2 separate regions of the Homo sapiens genome follow, and region 1 is linked to region 2. Evidence: chromatin loops called from intact Hi-C (ENCODE). Cell type or tissue: HepG2. All regions are shown on one strand. Links, peaks and the distances in the headings refer to the core of each region. The heading gives the core; the rest is flanking DNA.

The links. Hi-C counts contacts between places; a loop is a spot of excess contacts. Peaks named below come from ENCODE experiments on the same cell type or tissue, not always from the same donor. Only the 100,000 strongest peaks of a DNase experiment are listed, where the experiment ranks them.
Region 1: a loop joins it to region 2, with 6 times the contacts of the local background. A loop is called at or near these places in 2 of 110 quality-filtered maps.

Annotation. Positions count from the first base shown.
Region 1 is chr4:138,550,514-138,561,181 of GRCh38, forward strand. It overlaps the pseudogene LOC152594. Among named protein-coding and RNA genes, the nearest start is that of LINC00498, 240 kb to the left of the region's middle. RefSeq lists an enhancer at 4,957-5,521. In HepG2, for the core only: a CTCF peak has its summit at 5,280 (motif pointing left); a DNase peak (open chromatin) is centred at 5,268.
Region 2 is chr4:138,029,315-138,039,982 of GRCh38, forward strand. It overlaps LINC00616 (long intergenic non-protein coding RNA 616), which reads right to left. Exons shown (of 11, transcript NR_037866.1): 9 at 2,859-3,202. It overlaps LOC105377447 (a long non-coding RNA gene), which reads left to right. Exons shown (of 6, transcript XR_939242.3): 3 at 179-288. Among named protein-coding and RNA genes, the nearest start is that of SLC7A11-AS1, 54 kb to the right of the region's middle. In HepG2, for the core only: a CTCF peak has its summit at 6,636 (motif pointing right); a DNase peak (open chromatin) is centred at 6,627; H3K4me3 peaks cover 596 bases.

The DNA.
Region 1 (10,668 bases), core at 1,534-9,533, 520 kb after region 2:
TTCTTCACAGAATTGGAAAAAACTACTTTAAAGTTCATATGGAACCAAAAAAGAGCCCGCATTGCCAAGTCAATCCTAAGCCAAAAGAACAAAGCTGGAGGCATCACACTACCTGACTTCAAACTATACTACAAGGCTACAGTAACCAAAACAGCATGGTACTGGTACCAAAACAGAGATATAGATCAATGGAACAGAACAGAGCCCTCAGAAATAATGCCGCATATCTACAACTATCTGATCTTTGACAAACCTGAGAAAAACAAGCAATGGGGAAAGGATTCCCTATTTAATAAATGGTGCTGGGAAAACTGGCTAGCCATATGTAGAAAGCTGAAACTGGATCCCTTCCTTACACCTTATACAAAAATCAATTCAAGATGGATTAAAGATTTAAACGTTAAACCTAAAACCATAAAAACCCTAGAAGAAAACCTAGGCATTACCATTCAGGACATAGGCGTGGGCAAGGACTTCATGTCCAAAACACCAAAAGCAATGGCAACAAAAGACAAAATTGACAAATGGGATCTAATTAAACTAAAGAGCTTCTGCACAGCAAAAGAAACTACCATCAGAGTGAACAGGCAACCTACAACATGGGAGAAAATTTTTGCAACCTACTCATCTGACAAAGGGCTAATATCCAGAATCTACAATGAACTCAAACAAATTTACAAGAAAAAAACAAACAACCCCATCAAAAAGTGGGCGAAGGACATGAACAGACACTTCTCAAAAGAAGACATTTATGCAGCCAAAAAACACATGAAGAAATGCTCATCATCACTGGCCATCAGAGAAATGCAAATCAAAACCACTATGAGATATCATCTCACACCAGTTAGAATGGCAATCATTAAAAAGTCAGGAAACAACAGGTGCTGGAGAGGATGCGGAGAAATAGGAACACTTTTACACTGTTGGTGGGACTGTAAACTAGTTCAACCATTGTGGAAGTCAGTGTGGCGATTCCTCAGGGATCTAGAACTAGAAATACCATTTGACCCAGCCATCCCATTACTGGGTATATACCCAAATGAGTATAAATCATGCTGCTATAAAGACACATGCACACGTATGTTTATTGCGGCACTATTCACAATAGCAAAGACTTGGAACCAACCCAAATGTCCAACAATGATAGACTGGATTAAGAAAATGTGGCACATATACACCATGGAATACTATGCAGCCATAAAAAATGATGAGTTCATATCCTTTGTAGGGACATGGATGAAATTGGAAACCATCATTCTCAGTAAACTATCGCAAGAACAAAAAACCAAACACCGCATATTCTCACTCATAGGTGGGAATTGAACAATGAGATCACATGGACACAGGAAGGGGAATATCACACTCTGGGGACTGTGGTGGGGTCGGGGGAGGGGGGAGGGATAGCATTGGGAGATATACCTAATGCTAGATGACACATTAGTGGGTGCAGCGCACCAGCATGGCACATGTATACATATGTAACTAACCTGCACAATGTGCACATGTACCCTAAAACTTAGAGTATAATAAAAAAAAAAAAAAAAAAAAAAAAAGAAAAAAAAAAAAAAAAAAAGAGTGAACAGGCAACCTACAGAATGGGAGAAAATGTTTGCAATCTACCCATCTGACAAAGGTCTAATATCCAGAATTTACAAGGAACTTAAACAAATTTACAAGAAAAAAGCAAACAACCCCATCAAAAAGTTGGTAAAGGATATGAACAGACACTTCTCAAAAGAAGACATTTACATGGCCAACAAACATATGAAAAAAGTTCAACATCACTGATCATTAGAGAAATGCAAATCAAAACCAAAGTGAGATACCATCTCACGCCAGTTAAAATGGCGATTATTAAAAAGTCAAGAAACAATAGATGCTGGAGAGGCTGTGGAGAAACAGGAACACTTTTACACATTGGTGGGAATGAAAATTAGTTCAACCATTGTGAAAGACAGTGTGGTGATTCCTCAAGGATCAAGAACCAGAAATACCATTTGACCCAGCAATCCCATTACTGCGTATATACTCAAAGGAATGTAAATCATTCTACTATAAAGACACATGCACACATATGTTTATTGCAGCATGATTTACAATAGCAAAGTCAAGGAATCACCCCAAATGCCCATCGATGATTGACTGGATAAAGAAAATGTTGTAGACATACACCATGAAATACTATGCAGCCATAAAAAGGAATGAAATCATGTCCTTTGCAGGGACATGGATGCTGGAAATCATCATCCTCAGCAAACTAACACAGGAACAGAAAACCAAACACCGCATGTTCTCACTCCTAAGTGGGAGTTGAACAGTGAGAACACATGGAAACAGAGAGGGGAACAACACACACCAGGGGCCGTTGAGGGGTGGGGGGCAAGGGGAGGGAACTCAGACAATGAGTCAATAGGTGCAGCAAATCACCATGGCACACATATATCTATGTAACAAATCTGCAGGTTCTGCACATGTATACCGGTGAGAGGTGACAGGGTGCTGGCAGACCTCACTTGCTCTTGGTGCCTCCTCGGCCTCGGCACCCACTCTGGCTGCACTTGAGGAGCCCTTCAGCCCGCCGCTGCACTGTGGGAGCCCCTCTTGGCTGGCCGAGGCCAGAGCCGGCTCCCTCTGCTTGCAGGGAGGTGTGGAAGGAGAGACGCAGCGCTCGTGGGCCAGCGCGAGTTGCGGGTGGACACAGGCTCGGCGGGCCCGGCACCAGGAGTGGCCAGCAGGTGCCGCTTGCCCCAGGCAGTGAGGGGCTTAGCACCCGAGGCAGCAGCTGCCGAGGGGGCGCCGGGTCCCCCAGCACTGCCGGCCCGCCCGCGCCACACTCGAATTCTCGCAGGGCCCCAGCCGCCTCCCTGCGGGGCAGGGCTCGGGACCTGCAGCCCGCCATGCCCGAGCTCTCCCCCACCCCCACCAGTGGGCTCCCGCGGGGCCAGAGCCTCCCCGACTGTCCTCTGGATGGGAGGAACGAACAACTCCAGACGCGCCACCTTAAGAGCTGTAACACTCACCGCGAAGGCCTGCAGCTTCACTCCTGAAGCCAGCCAGACCGTGAACCCACCAGAAGGAAGAAACTCCGAACACCTCCGAACACCTCCGAACACCTCCGAACATCAGAAGGAACAAATTCCAGACACACCATCTTTAAGAACTGTAACACTCACACCGCGGGTCCGCGGCTTCATTCTTGAAGTCAGTGAGACCAAGAACCCACCAATTCCGGACACAACTTAAAATAAATAATTTTAAAAATCTTAAGAGAAAGAAAGAAAAATACCTTGAGGAGATAAATGTCACCTTTAAAAATAACCATTCTCCTAATTATTTTCATTTCCAATACTTCCTATGAGAAAAACATGTGCTGTGTTATCTAACTATGAGTCTTGAGTACTGAGGATCTTCTTCACAAAGTCACAGTATATGACAGAGTGAATATTTTCAGCCTAAGAAATATGTAGAATGTCCTTTGCCAAACAGCAATAAAGAAAAGTGGAGAAAAAATTTATTCCCATTTATGTGCTTTACTTTCTAATTAACAGCCACAATAGCATCAAAGAAAAACTCTCTTTTTTAGGGGAAAAATATGATTCTGGAAAATTTGAAATTGTCTCTGGCAAAAGCATGATGAGAGGGACCAAATATAGGATGCCAAGTTTCTGGCCATTCTCATTTATTTTATATTACACCTAAGAAACCCAGTCTAATTCTCCATCCTTATGTATGAAGTTCTTTCCTTTATTTTATGGCACACATAACTAGTATATACAATTGTTTCCTCATAACACGTTATTTATACACTAGGCTATTGTCATCTTCTAGAAGTGGAAAAGTATAGGGCTCAAGTACATAGGCTCTGTATCCCAGCTCTCCCACTTAGTAAATTTAGATAAGTGGCTTCACCTCTCTATGCTTCACTTTTCTTTTTTGTAAAATGGAGCTTATAAAAATACGTATTTCAAAAATTTAAAGACAAAAGTTTTCACATTTTAACATTTCTGAAATCAGGATGTGTCTTAACAATTGCGATCAGGCTAACCTGTAGTTGGGTTTCGCCAAAGAGGATTTTATTGTGCTCCTGCCCAGAATTTTCTACCCTTCCTGAATCCAGTGCAAAGATTGAGCCATGCAAGTGCTCTTGCTTTACCCTTCTGGGTGATGGATTTATTTTCATTTACCCTTATCCTGAGGGTAGAGATAGCCCTTTGTTGTCCTGGATTTATAGAACGTTCTCCTATCTTAAATGATGTTTCTTTCTTTGTATTGTATTAAATAACAGTGCATCTTACAATTGAAAACTCTTAGATGTGAAGAACTCTCTCAGAGGGTAGATGTGAGGAGTAAATAAGATCATGCATGAAAGAGCCGATAGTAGTGCATGCCACATGACAAGCACTCAACAAGTGCTATCATTTCTGTCTTACTATCAATATCTAGTTGTCGCTAAACAGAGAAACATGTTAGTTACCATTTCTGTCTTACTATCAATATCTAGTTGTCACTAAACAGAGAAACATGTTAGTTACTTAATTCTCTTAACCTATGTACAAAATGCAAGACTCAAAATGAACTAATAATGCCATTTAAAATAGACCAACTAAAGCAGTGCCCCTGTGAAATCCAGGGTAGCCATCGCCTGTGGTTAGCGATGGCCTCCACAGGGCAAGACTCAAACTCAGTCTATTTGCCAGAAGTGACCTTGCCAAATGTTTCAAATCCCCTCTGCTGGTTAAGACTGGCTTTACAGAAAGTGTTTCCATTATTGTTAATGGAAGGAGGGATTTAATCTTGCAGAGTTCCTCCTTAACATGCTCAAAATGGACTCCCCGGAGTTCTACAGATGCTGCATCAGCAGGGCAGGCGGGCTGGCTGGCAAAGATGCAATTCTCCTGGTATCCCAAAGACTAACTCGAAGGTCATGCTACTTTGCTAATTCAGTAAAATGTAATTACACTGCAAAAAGCTGGTTCTTTTTTGTTCCTCTTATTGATGTACAAAGTTCTTAAATGCCAGGGTGCTCACATACATACATATTCAGCAGCAGTGCATCTGCATCTATTCAAAGAGCTCTAGATTTGGGCTTGAGAAGGAACAAGTCAATATGCACCATCTACAGCCAATGGCAATAATTGATCTTCCTTTTCTGGGTCCAAGCCCTTTTCCTCTGCCACTCAAGCATGCAGGAAGCAGACCAGTGATGGCAGATTATGTATTACTTTCAGAGCTGCTTCATTGTGCAACTCCAAGGGGTGCCATTCACATCACAGTCTCTGTGAACAGTGCCCCCTGGAGTTACGCAGGCACTATTTGTGAGGCCATAAATGGCAGCCCTGGTTACTAGTAATTGGAGCTAAGGCAGGATCACATGGATTCTCTATAAACTAAAACATACATTGAGGTTATTTGATAGTGCCCTGACTAATAAAATATCATACCTTAAAAACAAACAAATAAATAAGCAAATAAATAACTTGCAACTACAGTAACCATGGTTTTATAATTACTGTCTTTATCGAAGTGTATTATTTATCTATACAGCAAATAACCTAAAGGAGAACCTGTATAAGGCTTCCAGTGTTTAAAACAACCCAGCTTTTTTGTTTATAAGCATCAACCTGGTATGGGTGTAAGTGGTACAAAACACCAGAGGATTCATCCAGCCTCCAGATTATCCCTCTGAGTTGTCTCTCTTTTCAAAAGTCTCCACAGACGATCTCCACCTTCTATAGTTACTCATACTAATGTCACTCCTCTTAAGGTCACAATTTCTTCCTGTTTTATAATAAAATCCATTCTTTTACCACTAAAGTCACTTTCTGAAGGTAAATCTTTAAGGAAGATAAAGACAGTTCTTTTTGTTAGTATAAAGTAGTTCACACTTCCAAATTTTAAGTCCTTGTTAAAGAAATCTGATATTGTGCCATACTTCCTGCCCCAAATAAGTTTCCCAGACCACTGTTTGGCAATGTGTTCTCTAAAAATCCTAAATCAGAGGTGGCCTTTTCTGAGTAACAATAAACTAAGTGCTCAAATATAATGAAATTTTGTCCATCAATCATTTCTTTCTCCAGGTTATTTGATATTCTATGATTCTTTTTTCTTTTTAATTAAACAGCCTCTAATGCTCCCCCACAATCCTGGATTTGGGGTGAATGAAAAAGAAAATCTGTACTTCCTAGTTTACCTTCTCTAATGTTAAACTGCAGAGAGTGGAATGGGTACACTCCTTCCTTTTTGGCAGAACAAGTAGGCACCCATGCCAGAGTAGGAATAGCTCCCAGGGCCCAAGGATGTCACAGCACAAGCAGGGTGAAAGAGTGTTCCCATGAGGGGGCAGCCTGTGTGGAATATCAGAGCTCTAGCAGGGGGAGGAACAGCCCAAAACGTGGAGTCAGAGCCTGAGAAGTATGTAATATGCAGTGTCAGAGTCCTCGCAAGGGCAGGAGGGCATCCACAGGGGTGGCCTTTTACAGGGTATCAGGAGGGTATGAGTAGGATAATAAGGGTTTTCAGCTAATGGAGGAGGGAGGAAGTGGTATTGAGGTGTCAGAGCCTAACCAGGGTGAAGGTGAAGGAAATGGCAGTGGAGATGGGAAACTGGTCACATACAAAGGGTGATCAAATATGTAAATAAATAGATAAGGATGATGGGTTCCTGGTTTCTCATTATTGGAGAAGTGGGTTTCAAATATGGAAAAGAAGAAAACTAAAATGATCTTTGTAATGTTGAAGGAGAACTGGTAGTATCCATGTGAACCCATGTTTTTCAATATATATAGAGAAAAAAGAAATAAATATAATGTAAATATGCATTTGAATATGTGGGGGGGGTCAATGAGATGGTATCTGTGAATATATATTATATACAATACATATATACGCACACATAACACATATACATACACATACACATACACATTCCGTAAGGCTGGGAGGTATATGCCAACAGCAACAAGTATGCCTGTTGCCCATATCTGGGTCCCTGAGTACCATTCCTTACAAAAAATAAATAAAAATAAAAATAAACTGGAACCATTTGGAGACCTGTCTCAATATAGGGCTGCGGCAATGTACCTGACAAACATGTCTAAACTGTATCATGAGAAAATATCAAACAAACCGAGACTGAAGGACATTCTACAAAATAAATGGCCTGCAATCTTCAAAAATATCGAGGTCATGAAAGTCAAGGAAAGTCTGAGAAACTCTTCCAAACCGAGAGAGACTAAAGAGATATGACAACTAGATAAAACACATAATTCTGAACTGGATGATTCTCTATAAAGGATATTATTGAGGCAATTGACAAAACTTGAATGGAGTCAGAAGATTAAATACTGGTAATGTATTATCAATATTAATTTTCTCTATTTGATGCTTACACTATGTTTATGTAGGACAGTCTTTGTGGGAAACAATATACTAGACATTAACATTGTAACCATGTTAAGTTTCCTGAATTTGATCTTTGTACTGCAATTATAAAAGAGAATATCCTTATTCTAAGGAGATGCATACTGACATGTTTTGAGGTGAAGTATTATGATGTATACAGTTTAATCTCACATGTTTCAGAAAAAAATGCATACACATTCACATATATAATATGTGTGTGTGTGTGGAAAGAGAAAGGGAGAGTGAGAGCACAATTAACGAGCCCAGATGAAGAATATGTACAGATTCCTTTTGCTCCTTTGGAACTCTTTCAGGCTTGAAATTTTTTTTCAAAATAAAAATTTCAACAATAAAAGAGCAAAGCAAACTCAAAATCACCTCCATCATGCTTCCCAATCTTAGTGACATACCTGAATTCTCAGGGGTGCTTTTTATAAACTAAAGATTACTAACATATACCCCAGGTTTACAAATCAAAATCTTTGAGAATTCTGACTAGAAAATTTTCAGAGTTTCTCAGGCGTTTGAATGCATCTCCTCTACTGACCAGCATTTTGGAGCCACTAATCTGTCTCCCTCATTTTATGAATGAAGAAACTGAGACCCCAAGAGGTTATGGACCTTGATTAAGGCCACAGTGATAGGTAATGACAGAGAGATCAGAATCTAGGTCTCCTAACTCCCAGCCCAGGTTTCTTTGATCACAATTCATAAAGGGATGCCCTTCAGAAGGATTGCTTTTAAAAATGTATATATATTGCTCTTTATAGTTTTCGCAACTTAAAATGTTGTTGAGTTCGACCACAAAGCTTCCTAGAGAGCTCTGCAATGCGATTTTGACTATCCTCAGAGCACAGAGCTAAATTGGAGACCTCATCTTGGAAAATATATAAACTGGTTTTTAATCATCATCTTTTTCAAGTCAAAAAGTCAAGCCTTTTAACATTTGCTAGAGTTAATGGGTTTCATCCCTAAAGGAAATAAAAGCAGTTGGAAGAAAGAAGTGGGGCAAGCAAGTAAAGAGCCTATGTTGATGAAGATAATCTCTGATGAGACTCAACCAGCTTGACTGAAGCATTACTCTTCCCCTGTCTCTAGAATGCAGAAGCAATTATATCAAACAGAGAAACTATGCGTTTGCACTGGAATCTTATGGTGAAATATCTGTGGATTTCCTACCAAGCATCTCTTCTCAAGAGAAACAGGAAAAGGATAAATTATATCAGTTTATTCTTCTGATTCCCTCTGCTGAGCCAGTTCCTGCTTCAGTGAGAGAAACCTTATAATCAGATTTGTGCAAGTATTTCTGTCCAGGCTTGCTGAGCTTTGTCAGCACAAAATGTTCACAAACTGCTAACATACAGTAGTATTTTTTTTCAGTCGATTTGTACAGTATCATTTAATTTCACTTTTTTCCACCTATAGACCACATATTATATTCCCAGACAGAGAAAAGAAAAAGCTACTCACCTAGAAAACCCACTAACCTCCCATCACATAAGAATCTGGAGACCAGAGAATGCAGTTAACACGAGTGTGTTTAAAGAAACCAAGCCCCAGTTCCTGACAGTTGAATAAGTGTGGAATTCACAACAGCAGAATATTTCTACTAGCTCGAGTATACTTAAGCTAACACACTAAATAGGATTGTTAAGCGTTATCTTTGAGCCAGAAGTGAGTCCACCAGCTAATTCCACTACCTACTCGCTCTGCTACACCACAATCTTGGTTTTTACCAGAAACCATCATAAGTTGAGATATTTGTAGCAGAGGAATGGGGCAATGCCATGCCTGTAGTCAGTGATAACCTGTATTTCCAAGAAAGTACAGGTGGTCCTTGACCTACAGTGGTTTGACTTACAATGGTTTAACTTGGGATATTTTGACTTTATGATGGCACTTTCAGCTGTGTACATTAGTAGTCAGAACCTATAACCACTTTGTTTTACACTTCCAGTGCAGTAGTCAACAAGTCACATGAGATATTCAACATTTTATTAGGAAATGGGCTTTGTATTAGATGATTTGCCCATCTATAAACTAATGCAAGCACATTTAAGGTAGGCTAAGTTAAACTATGAAATTCGGTAGGTTAGGTGTATTAAATGCATTTTGACTTAACAGTATTTTCAACTTACGATGGGCTGATTGAGATGTAACCCCATGGTAAGTAGAGGAGCATCTATATTATAAATCCAGCCAAATATTCTCCTCATTGCTGAGGTCAGAAGTCTAGGACTTCTCTTCCCTCTTATGTAATAAGTCTTAATGTTTTGTAAGTGTGACTTTTCCTTTTCTCACAGATCTATCCTCTCTCTTCTGTTTCTACTGCTTGGGTCAGTCTCTCAACTATCTTTGATTTAGACACTTTGAATAGCATTCTAATGTGTTTCCATGTCATTGATCTTTCCATTTTCCATCCATTCTTTATGGTGCTCCTGAGTTAATTTCTTTAAAATATAGATTTGATTATCTATATACTTAATCAAAAGTCTTTTGCGGCTCCCTGTGACCTACAGAATAAAGCCCAGCTCTTTGCACAGCTTTCTACCCCTTTGCATAACACTTCTGGTAACATGAGGGACTGAAACAATATTAATATAAATGGGCTCACATCTCACAAGGAACATGGAAATGCTGATTAATAGATCCAAATATAGTGCTGGCGTGGCCGCCAGGAGGCGCAGCCAAGTCGCGGCTGCTCTTCCTGGTTCCCAGAGGCCCAGACTTGCACTTAGGAGCCAGCGCAAGCTCCGTGCGCATGCGCGCTCCCCGCTCACGCAGACAACGTGGCTCCAGTGGAGCAAGTTGTGGCGGATGCTGGGGCTTTCCTTCGGGATGCGGCTCTGCAGGACATCGGGAAGAACATTTACATCATCCGGGAGGTGGTCACTGAGTTTCGGGACAAGGCCACATGCAGGCGGCTCGCTGTCCTGCCCTATGAGCTGCGGTTCAAGGAGCCCTTACCAGAATACGTGCAGCTGGTGACTGAGTTTTCAAAGAAAACAGGAGACTACCCCAGCCTCTCTGCCACGGACATCCAAGTGCTTGCGCTCACATACCAGTTGGAAGCAGAGTTTGTTGGGGTGTCTCACCTAAAACAAGAACCACAGAAGGTTAAACTGAGCTCATCGATTCAGCACCCAGAAACACCTCTGCACATTTCTGGTTTCCATCTGCCCTCCAAGCCTAAACCCCCACAAGAAACAGAAAAAGGACACCCAGCTTGTGAGCCTGAGAACCTGGAATTTAGTTCCTTCATGTTCC
Region 2 (10,668 bases), core at 1,667-9,666:
TTTTGGGTTATCAATTTATTTAGGCTTCTAAGAAGCTGCGTTAGCAGCAAGGTTGCCTCATCCTCAGGCCCTTGCCAGAGCGTTAAATCCCTGTTCTGAAAAAGTGCCTCAAGCCAATGAATTTTTCTTTAGCTTAAAAATTGTATTAAAAGTTCTGGTTAATGTTTTAATTCTCAAGACAGATTTCCAATGAATCACCCTGAAGTAGTACCTGCAATGACGTTGCACACACTATTCTCTGCAATCAGCTGTGCGAAGACAGCTGTCACTCCTCTTCGTCACTAAAGGGTGAGTTTGACACTAATACATTTTTAAGAACTGTTGTATAAAGTTGTTAAAGTTTGACTATATTTTCCAAATCCCAACCAAAGTATTCATGTCTCTGCATTCTTACTCGCTCTGGGAATAAGGAAAATAGTTTTTCTCTGCACCAAAAATATATTTGATGAAAACAGTTGTGACCAATTATCCTTCAGTTGCTATTCCCATTGCTCCTCTAGTTACCCCAGATGATTGTGTTTAAAGTTGAGCTTTTTGTTGTTTTATTGATTTTGCTTCCCTTTTAAATAATTTATGGTGGGTGAGACATAACCATAGATATGTTATGATATATCTGATTTCATATATTATACCCCATTAGACAGAAATTCATCAATCTTGTGTGTGAAATGGAAAAATCCAATACCAAACTTGAGGCAATATCTTTTTCCTTACTCTGAATTATGACTCATCACCGTCAGATTAATCTTTCTAAACTGTTATGCAAACATGCTTTCTATTTTTATATGTTTTGGGGTGTATAGTATAAATATGCTCATATATACATTGATATATGTAAGTATATGAAGCCTCTGTTCATACTTGTATGTAAGTGCAAAGGGTAACTTTGTGATAAAATTTATTAAAATTAATTATGTTTCTTGCAAAGTGTAAAATTTTGGTGGGTTTTTTTTTTTTGTTTAGTATCACTTTTTAAAATTGCCTATGCATTATTTGAACCAATCCTCAGGTAACCATATAATTCATCATCCAAAGCAAGACTTCACTGAGAGTAAAAGAGGGCACTTTTAATATATTTGCTGGGAAAATGGCATGAAAGTAGACCACCCTGGATAAAAAAGCATGTACCTTTGGCCTATTTAATCCTCATGAGGGATTCTCGTTCAGAGAAACAAGTAAAGGCAGTTGACCAGCTGTGGATCACACAACTTCTAATTGTTAGGTTTCAAATTCAATTCCTGTGTTTTCAATTATTTCTTCTTGCATAACATCTTGCCTGGTTCTAATCAATATGGCCAGGAATGCTCTTTGCTCACTCTTTCAACAAGTTGACATAGACTTGCTGTGAATTTCTCTTGTGACATTTATCTTACTTTACTTGTGTTATCGATATCTGCATACTTTTCTTATCTCCATTTCTAAATTGTGTGTAAAACACCTATTTCGAATATAACATTTAACCTTTCATTGTGTCTTAATTATCTACTGCTTAAATTACCCCCCAAACTTCACAACACTAAGCAACAAATATTTAGCCCCTTTTTTTCAAGAAAGCTAGCACATGTTTGCAGTTGAATCATTTTCTAAGCCTGTTTTCTGGGAGTTCAATGACCCCCTTTCATTCTGTACTGTCTTTCTCACTTACAGTGCAAGCTGGTGGCTGATAGTGTTTCTGATGATATAATTCTCCCAAAAAAACTCTCCGGCCTTTTGTGAATCTGAGTTTTATTCTGTCAGTCAAAAGCTACACCCACAAATCCTTGAAGGGTACTAGCTTTCTATTTAATTTAACAATCCTATATCAATATTATGTCTTTCAGGGACTATAAATACTTCTGTCTTATCTATAAATTTATGAATCAGTTTTACAATCCTATTGTTTTCATCATTAATTAAATAAATTGTTGACTCATCCTCTCTCAACTTGTAAAAGAATCAAGTCTTTAAATGTTTTGAAAATTATATTTTGAGGATAGATTAAGTCTGAGAAAACAATAAGATTTCTATCATCAACATAATTTTGTTGGTGATGATGATGGCATATCTTTTTATTTTGAAATTATGTTTCAATAAAGTTTATAAATGATGAATAGAAATGAATGTCAGTAGAAGACAATAGGATACATAATCTGCCTTAGACAATGGGACCTCTAGGATAAATAATCTGCCTTAAGTAAGCAGGTAACTGGCTGGCTAAGCAGGTTTTTTCTTTCTCTTCACAAAATATCATAAAATTGCTCAGTTAAAAAAAAGTTGATAGACCTTGTTATTAGAACAGTACAGCTGGCTGGAACTTTTTGCTGGAACCTTTAAATATTTAAATATTCCATTTATTGGACTGTATAGTGAAGAATTCAAGTCTCCATGGGAGGTATTAAAGATTAATACAATTTTTTTTTGCTCTGTGTAATTTAAATTTCATATTAAGGAGAAACCTTGTCATCTTCTTATTTAATCAAGAAGGCCATTAATTGAGGATCAAGTAGATGAATTAGCTAACTTACTTATCTGGAGAGAGACCATAGTAAGAAATGAGAAATCAAATATCATCACTTCCAGACTGACAGAAGCCCCTCTTGTATTTCAGATATGCAGAGCATACAAAGACTAGAATAAACTTTGATTTTCTACAAGTGTAGGTAATATCCAAAAAAAAAAAAAAAAACCCACGGTAGGCTCAATTTTATGGCATTTTCTGTGCATTGGAACAATTTCAGCAAAAACTCAGGCTCTCAAGCTCAATGACAATCAATGATACTGAAAAAAAGTCACATATTATGAAATTCACTTTGGCAAACAGTAATCTGATAAAACAGAAATCTCTAAAAGAGAAAGCTTTTTGTAGAACTAATTCTTACCTTAATTTTATTATATAGGGATAAAGGTGCCATCATCTACAGTTTAAGTAACTTATATAACCATTTTATCTTCAGACTACTTTCTAAAAAGTTTACTTGAGAAATTCAGAAAAATTTAAACACATCAACTGTTTCTGATATCCTTTATGCTTGCTTGCCCTTCAGTCATGTTCCAACTCCAGAGTGTGCATAGCCTTTAATCCAGTGTAATAAATCATGAAATGATTTTTTCTCAGCAAGACAAAAGGGACATTACTTGAAATGTTAGCATGGCATTGGAATAGTGGGGAAGGCTGATGCAATTATCCAGAAGGTCTGTTTATTCCTTCTTCATTCCTCTGTACCTGAGGAAAAACATTATTATTCAGCACAGTTAGCTCTAGCATTGCATCAAGAGTGAGATTAGAAAATACTGATTTATAAGGAGAATTGTAGCTGGAATATGAAATTCAGATAAACAAAATGACTTAAAGCAAAATGACTTTTAAATTTTTTGTCATGCTACTCTAGTCTGTTTCTTGCTATCTATGCTTAAGTTATCTAATAATTAATATTAAGAGTTCTGCTATTTATATCTATATCAACTCCCACCCCAAATATATAACTTTATATTCAGTTGCTGTTTCATCTTTGAAGCAAGAGAATTCTAATATGTAGGCAAACAAATCATGCTGTCGCATGACAAATGTGCCATAGAACATTAGGCCCCACGTCCTGGGAGGGAAATAAATAGCCTTTGAAGGGTACAGTGTTCTTATAGTCTAAAGCAAATACTGAGAGGTGGAGGTCCTTATCTAGATTTTTACCTTCTCTTTCCTTTTTTTTTTTTTTTTTGTGGTTGTTGTTGTTGTTTGAGACAGAGTCTCGCTCTGTTGCCCAGGCTGGAGTGCAGTGGCATGATCTCGGCTCACTGCAACCTCCACCCCCCAGGTTCAAGCGATTCTCCTGCCTCAGCCTCCTGAGTAGCTGGGATTACAGGCATGTGCCACCACGCCCGGCTAATTTTTGTATTTTTAGTAGACAGGGTTTCACTGTGTTGATCAGGCTGGTCTCAAACTCCTGACCTCGTGATCCACCCACCTCACCCTCCCAAAGTGCTGGGATTACAGACGTGAGCCACCGCACCCGGCCTACCTTTTCAATATAAGTAAAGTTTACTGGGCTTCCTTGAAACACATACATTCAAATTTCTTGATTTCATTTATTTTGTAAAAGTATACCAGTCAAATAAAATACTACAGATTGGAATCCATGTGAGCAGAATGCAATACAAATCTTGCTGCTACAAGGGTGCACTCCTTTGCACACGTGCTCTTGGACCTTTCCTGTCTTTCAGATCACATGTTTTGAGATGCAGAATAATTTATTAGTTAGCAGAGCAATGCCATATTACCAATATGACTGATTTGAATTGAAAAATCAAAGTATTTTGTATTGCCCTTAAAGTAATCTGTTGAAAGAGACAGACGGTAAAACAGGTGTAGGGGCTCATACAATAGACATATGCAGACTTTCTCTGCACACTAATTACAACACAAAATGCCAACGAGCGAAAAATAAAAAAAAAATGAACAAGGATTTAAAATACCTGAGGAGCATTTTAGAAATTATAGTATTTAATCCTGGTAAGCAGGAAGCTGTAATCAGTCTATTTTACTATATACTTAAGCAGGGTAATAACCATTGTGAGCCATTTGATTCTCCAGACAAATGATAATTCCTCTAGTACATCTTCTAATCCTTTTTGATAAGATGATCCCCAAGTTCTTTAAAGTATATTTTCTTTTTATAAAGGAGACCTGGATTAGAGTCACGGATTCCTAGCTTCAACTAGGCCAACTTTCCTCCCACAGAAGGAGGGACAAATTTAAAACATTCTTTTTAAGGTGTATTATAACTAGTCGACTTAACGTTATTCAGAAATGTTCAGAATTATATACAGAGTGGTGATATTTTTAATAAAAATAGCGTATGTTACAATTTTAAAGTTCATCTGTGAAATCGATAGTTATGAAATGTTTTTCATCATATTTCAAATTTTGACCATTAAACTTTCCTATCAAGAACTACATATAAAAGCTCTCTTACGTTTAAGCTGTTTTTAAAAGTAAACATTGGGCCAAGCGTGGTAGCTCACGCCTGTGATCCCAGGACTTTGGGAGGCTGAGGCGGGAGGATCACGAGGTCAGGAGATCAAGACCATCCTGGCTAACATGGTGAAACCCCGTCTCTACTAAAAATACAAAAAATTAGTTGGGCGTGGTGGCACGCGCCTATAGTCTCAGCTACTTGGGAGGCTGAGGCAGGAGAATCGCTTGAACCTAGGAGGCAGAGGTTGTGGTGACCTGAGATAGCGCCACTGCACTCCAGCCTGGGTGACAGAGCAAGACTCCATCTCAAAAAAAAAAAAGTAAACATTGATAAACCAGGAGTTAAAAAAAGCAAATTTCCTTGCAATAAAAGTATGATAAAATGTCACTAAAATACCATAAATTAAATTTGTATATTATTAATTATAGTTTTCAAGCTAGAATTAGTAAGAACACTGGTACCTATTTTTGAATCTTAATGAGATACCCAGCAAAGTGCCAAGGTTATTCTTTGGTAAATATGAACAAGATATGAAATATGAAAGCACCTGAATTTAAGATAAATAAACCTTAGAGGTCACTGGGTCGAGCCTCTTTAATTTGCACAGGAAGTTTAAACTGGGAAAGACATAGATATTTAAATATCCAGGCATTTAAATATTTAAATATCCAGGCATTTTCCCAGCACTGGTAATAAAGGCCAAACCCCTCAATGATGAATATATGTTGCAAGTCGTTTTGATCTGATAGCAAACATGCTGATTCATATTTTCTATTGACTAATCGACATGACATTGCATTACATACTAATCTAAAGGAAAGGCATTCTGAATCACCTCCTTTGTACAGGAGCAAATCTGGACTTGCAAGGAGATTTGCAAATATGAGCTAGTGCTAACACTGCTAAATCTAGTACCTAGGAAGTTAGGAATGAAGAGCAGACAGATCTTGTCCCTGCCTTGTTAACACTGAAATATCAAAGCAAGTCCTCAAGGATCTTACTTGCATTAAGGGCCTTTTGGTCTTGTGATGGGGAGGAAACTGAGGCAGAGCCTTCTGAACTGGAAATGGGAACTCAAAGTATGATGATTAGGGTCCCATGATAAAAGAGGGTTAAAACATCTTTAGTTCTTCAGAAATATGCTCTAGGGCTATAGGAAATGTTCCCACAGTTAGATGGAAGTGAGAGGGCACTATAAGGATCTAGAGGAAGGTAAAGTAAATAGCATTTATTTAGAACTTACTACATGTCAGACACTAAGCTAGATTGCTTGCATTAAAATATTTTCTCGACTCCTCGAAATTCTATGAAGTAGATATTTTTCTCTGAATGTGTGAGTTCCTTTGAGAAGACCACACATAGAATACATACGTTTATTAGTGGGTAGGAAAGATTTCTACTCCAACCCTAACGGAGCCCAAATCAGCTATGGTTATAGAATAGTGATAAAATGCACTTTCCAGAGCCAGACTAGCTGGGTCCAATGCTGGCAGGCCAGCTGAATGATAGAGAGAAGTCACTTCCTGTAAGCATTAGTTTTATCTGCTGTAAGACAGAACTGATAGAGTGTTTGTGGAAGTGAAACCAGGTAATGTGGGTGCAGATCTTAGCCCAGTGCCAGGCATCCAGTGAGATCTCAGCCCCCAGATCTTGCTTGTATTATACATCTTTCCAGCAGATGGAGCAATAAACCTATAAAAGCAGGGTTCTTGAGGGACCCAAAGGCCCAATCTCCTCAGAGGGACAATGGGAAATGTTACAACTTAGGGAAACACTGTTTCCTCTTGGAGAAAGCATTATGATGGCTCATAGCAAACAGTTTGGTTTGGAGCCAACTTCAGAAGACCCAGAAAACCAGTACAAGATCTGGGGACCTCAGAAATCTGTAAGAGGAACACTGATATATGGAAGGCCAGCAACCCTGACACTGGGGACCAAAATAGCCAGTGTTGAGTCAGCCGAGTAGGGCTGCCTGCAACATTTTCTCAGCTCATCACAAACTTCCCAATGTGGAGGAAACTGAACTCCTGAGGCAAGATGGGGGAATAATAATGATAACAGCTAGCACAAATGTTATCATCTCAGAATAGTGTCCTAAGTTAGAAGGAAACTGAGTGGTTAAGTAGCCTTCCCAAGGTCTCAAAGTTAAAAGTGATGAAGCTGAGAGTCTTACTCATTATGGGTTTCTATGGAGGTCCAGAGACACCATCTTAGCTCCCTGGTGCTCTCCTGTGTCCCAGTGAAAGAGTGTCTTAGTCTCCCCAGGGGTCATGGCTTTGAAAAGGAGAGTGTGACACGGAAGAGGAATCTTGTTTTTATAATTTTCTGTCTCAAGTTTCTTCAGGGTCCCTCTACAATAAAGGTACAGAAGATTATTCTCTATATACCCCAACCTCTTTGTCCTTCTCCAGCCTCACCCCAAAAGTGTTTTTGTTTGTTGTTTTTGTATAATTGTGCTTCAGAGTTATGTTTAGAAAGTTCTTCAATGGAAACAAAAAAACAAAAAAGATTTGTTGATGTTTGTATCATTGAGTTTCAGTGAAAGAAGCGGAAGCACTAAGAGATATATACATACATAATAATTTTTAACAGATAGTTGACTTCTCAGAATTGTGAGGCGGGCTTAGTAGTGTCTGTAAACGGTCGCCTTTATGTCTTGTCAGAGATGTTGGAACCAGAGCAATTCCATCTTGAATAGATGCTAGGTAAAATAAGGCTGAGACCTACTGTGCTGCGTTCCCAGGAGGTTAGGTATTCTTAGTTACAGGATGAGATAGGAGGTTGGCACAAGATACAGGTCATAAAGACCTTGCTGATGAAACAGTTTGCAGTAAAGAAGCTGGCCGAAACCCACCAAAACCAAGATGGTGATGAAAGTGACCTCTGGTCATCCTCACTGCTCATTATACTCTAATTATAATTCATTTGCTTACCAAAAGGCACTCCCACCAGTGCCATGACAGTTTACAAATGCCATGGCAATATCAGGAAGTTATCCTATATAGTCTAAAAACTGGAGAGACCCTCAATTCCGGGGTAAAAGGGTAAAGATTTTACCCCTTTCCTGGGAAAGCTCATCAATAATTCATCCCTCGTCTAGCATATAATCAATAAATAACTACAATTATACCAATCCAGCAGCCCATACCACTGCTCTGACTATGGAGTAGCCATTCTTTTATGCCTTTACTTTCTTAATAAACTTGCTTTCACTTTGCACTGTGAAATCGCCCTGAGTTCTTTCTTGCACGAGATCCGAGAACCTTCTCTGGGGGTCTGGATCAGGACCCCTTTCCTGTAAGAGTCTGATGCTGGAGCTCAAATTCTATAGGTCAGACAATCAGGATGGGAAAGTGGATGTGAAGTAAGACACAGAAAGAAAACACTGGAACCCACAAATACAAGCCTTTGAACCTGGTAGAATGGGTGTCTAAAAAAAGCTGGGACATTTATTCAACACACACACCTGCCTGGAAGTCAGAAAAACTAAATGCTTTCAAAGAAATGTGGAACAGTTGCAGGCCTGGCTGCTGCCTCACAACAATAAAGTGAACCAGCAAATAAGCAACAGTGTGTGAGAGTGAAAACGGCTGTTGCTGTACTTCTGCCCTCCAAATAATCCCAGAAGAATCTCTCATGTGGCCATCCTAACCAGAAACATACCAGAATGAGAATTCTGGGAAATGTAGTTCAGTCGAGCCAAAGTGACACAAGGCAAAGTGACCACAATCAGCCTCTTTTCGATTTGGCATACATCCACATTTCATTAAACCATACTTAACCTCCAAATAAAGGTAATAACAAAGTCAGGCCTCTGCCTACCAAACATACAATATCTTGAGGACAATCAAAAGGCAAGCTAACCTGGAAATACATGTCCAGAAAGGCAGTGTGAGGAGGTTTGTGGATCAGCTTCCCAGTCAAACAGCCATATTTGGTAAAAATTACTTTTTAAAAAATTAAGTCTTGAGACATTGTCCAAAGTACATACATTAAACATGAAGAAACATTTATTCAAGAAAATCTATTAAACTGTGGCAAGAACAGCAATAGTCTCCGGCATTTGAGCCATGACCTGCCCATTCCTGTCCTCTCCATACTGGAGGTGATAAGAGAGCCACTTCAGGTGAGTGTGGCCAAAAACACAGAGATCCCCCACACCTCAGCTCAAGGGTTGTGCTATCTCTCCCCAGGACGAAAAGCCAGCAGCATTTATCATCTCCCATAGCTCTGCATTGGCCAAGGTAAATTCCAGATGAGTGAAAACAAAGGGTCAAGGATCTCTAAGCAGCTCCCACTCTCAGAACATAAGCTCTAGCCCAGGAACAGCAAGCTGAGAATACCGAGGTTACAATCATCTTCACCCCAGCTCACTTATTGGATGGAGGCTGCAGACCAGGAGAGGCAAGCCAAAAAGACCAGGAATGACCAACCCTAACTGGCACACTGCTCAAAATATAAGGCAGGGGTTCCCAGGGACTGGCACCAGTCTATGGTCTTTTAGGAACCGGGCTGCACAGCAGGAAGTGAGCAGTGGGTGAGGGAGCATTACTGTCTGAGCCCCGCCTCCTGTCACATCCATAGTAGCATTAGATTCTCATAGGAGCTCGAACCCTATTGTAAACTGCACATGAGAGGGATCTAGGTTGCACACTCCTTACGAGAATCTAACTAATGCAGTATTCTGTGAGGATAAACAGTTTCATCCCCAAACCTCCCCATGCCATCAGTGGCAAAATTGTTTTCCACAAAACGGATCCCTAGTGCCAAAAAGGTTGGGGACTGCTGATGTAAGGGATTCCTCCAGAAAAAATGACCCACTGCCCCAGCTCCATACTCTGGAGCAGTGGCTCAGAGTTTTGTACAGAGAAGAGGTGAGGCATAAGAACAGAATGCTCTGAAGGTCACTCCAAAGGAACTGACTTTATATACAACAGAATATGGGAAGGTTCATGACTAAGGAAGCTCTCATAAACAAAGAAGATTTTGATTGGAAGCTATTATTAGGAGGCTGATTGCTCCATCAGAGCCAGAAGCTATAGGAAAGCTATAAGAAACGAAAAGGAAAATAGTAACAAGGTAGTCTATAAATTCATAGATGGTAGTTTTGACAGAGACACTAAGGAAATCTAAGGCAAATTCATATCCAGTGTGTCTATTCTGGTAAAATGAATGCCTTCCTTAATCAAAGCAGCCCATTGCCATCAACCTGCCCCCATGTAGCTTGCGGATACCCTTGGGGAATAGTGACATATCACTGTGATCACATTGGATGACTGATGGGGCACTAATTAGTGGCTATGGTCATATTGGCCTCAGTAAGTGGAAATACATGTATATAACCTCCATCGTACCACCATGACTACTTTATTCATCAACTGATTACATGAGACCTGAGGCTGACTGACATTCACCAAAGGAATCATTTTCTTTCTTGATTGTTATAATCCTTCTATAGTGAAGTCACTCTGGTGAGCATCCACACACAAATATCTCCAAAGATTTTGCCCATTTGACCATCCAGCAAATGCACCCATCAGACTGCATTAGCTGCAGTCTGAGTTGCTATACACCCATCCTTTTGGTCATTTCTCCTTTCAAACTAAATGGACAGCCAGGTATGAACCCTGAATTTGTGTCCACTGGAAGAATTTTCTTTCCTTGCTCCCCTTCAGGGCCTTCTCAGAGGAGGGCTGTAGTGCAGCAGTCATACCTCTTG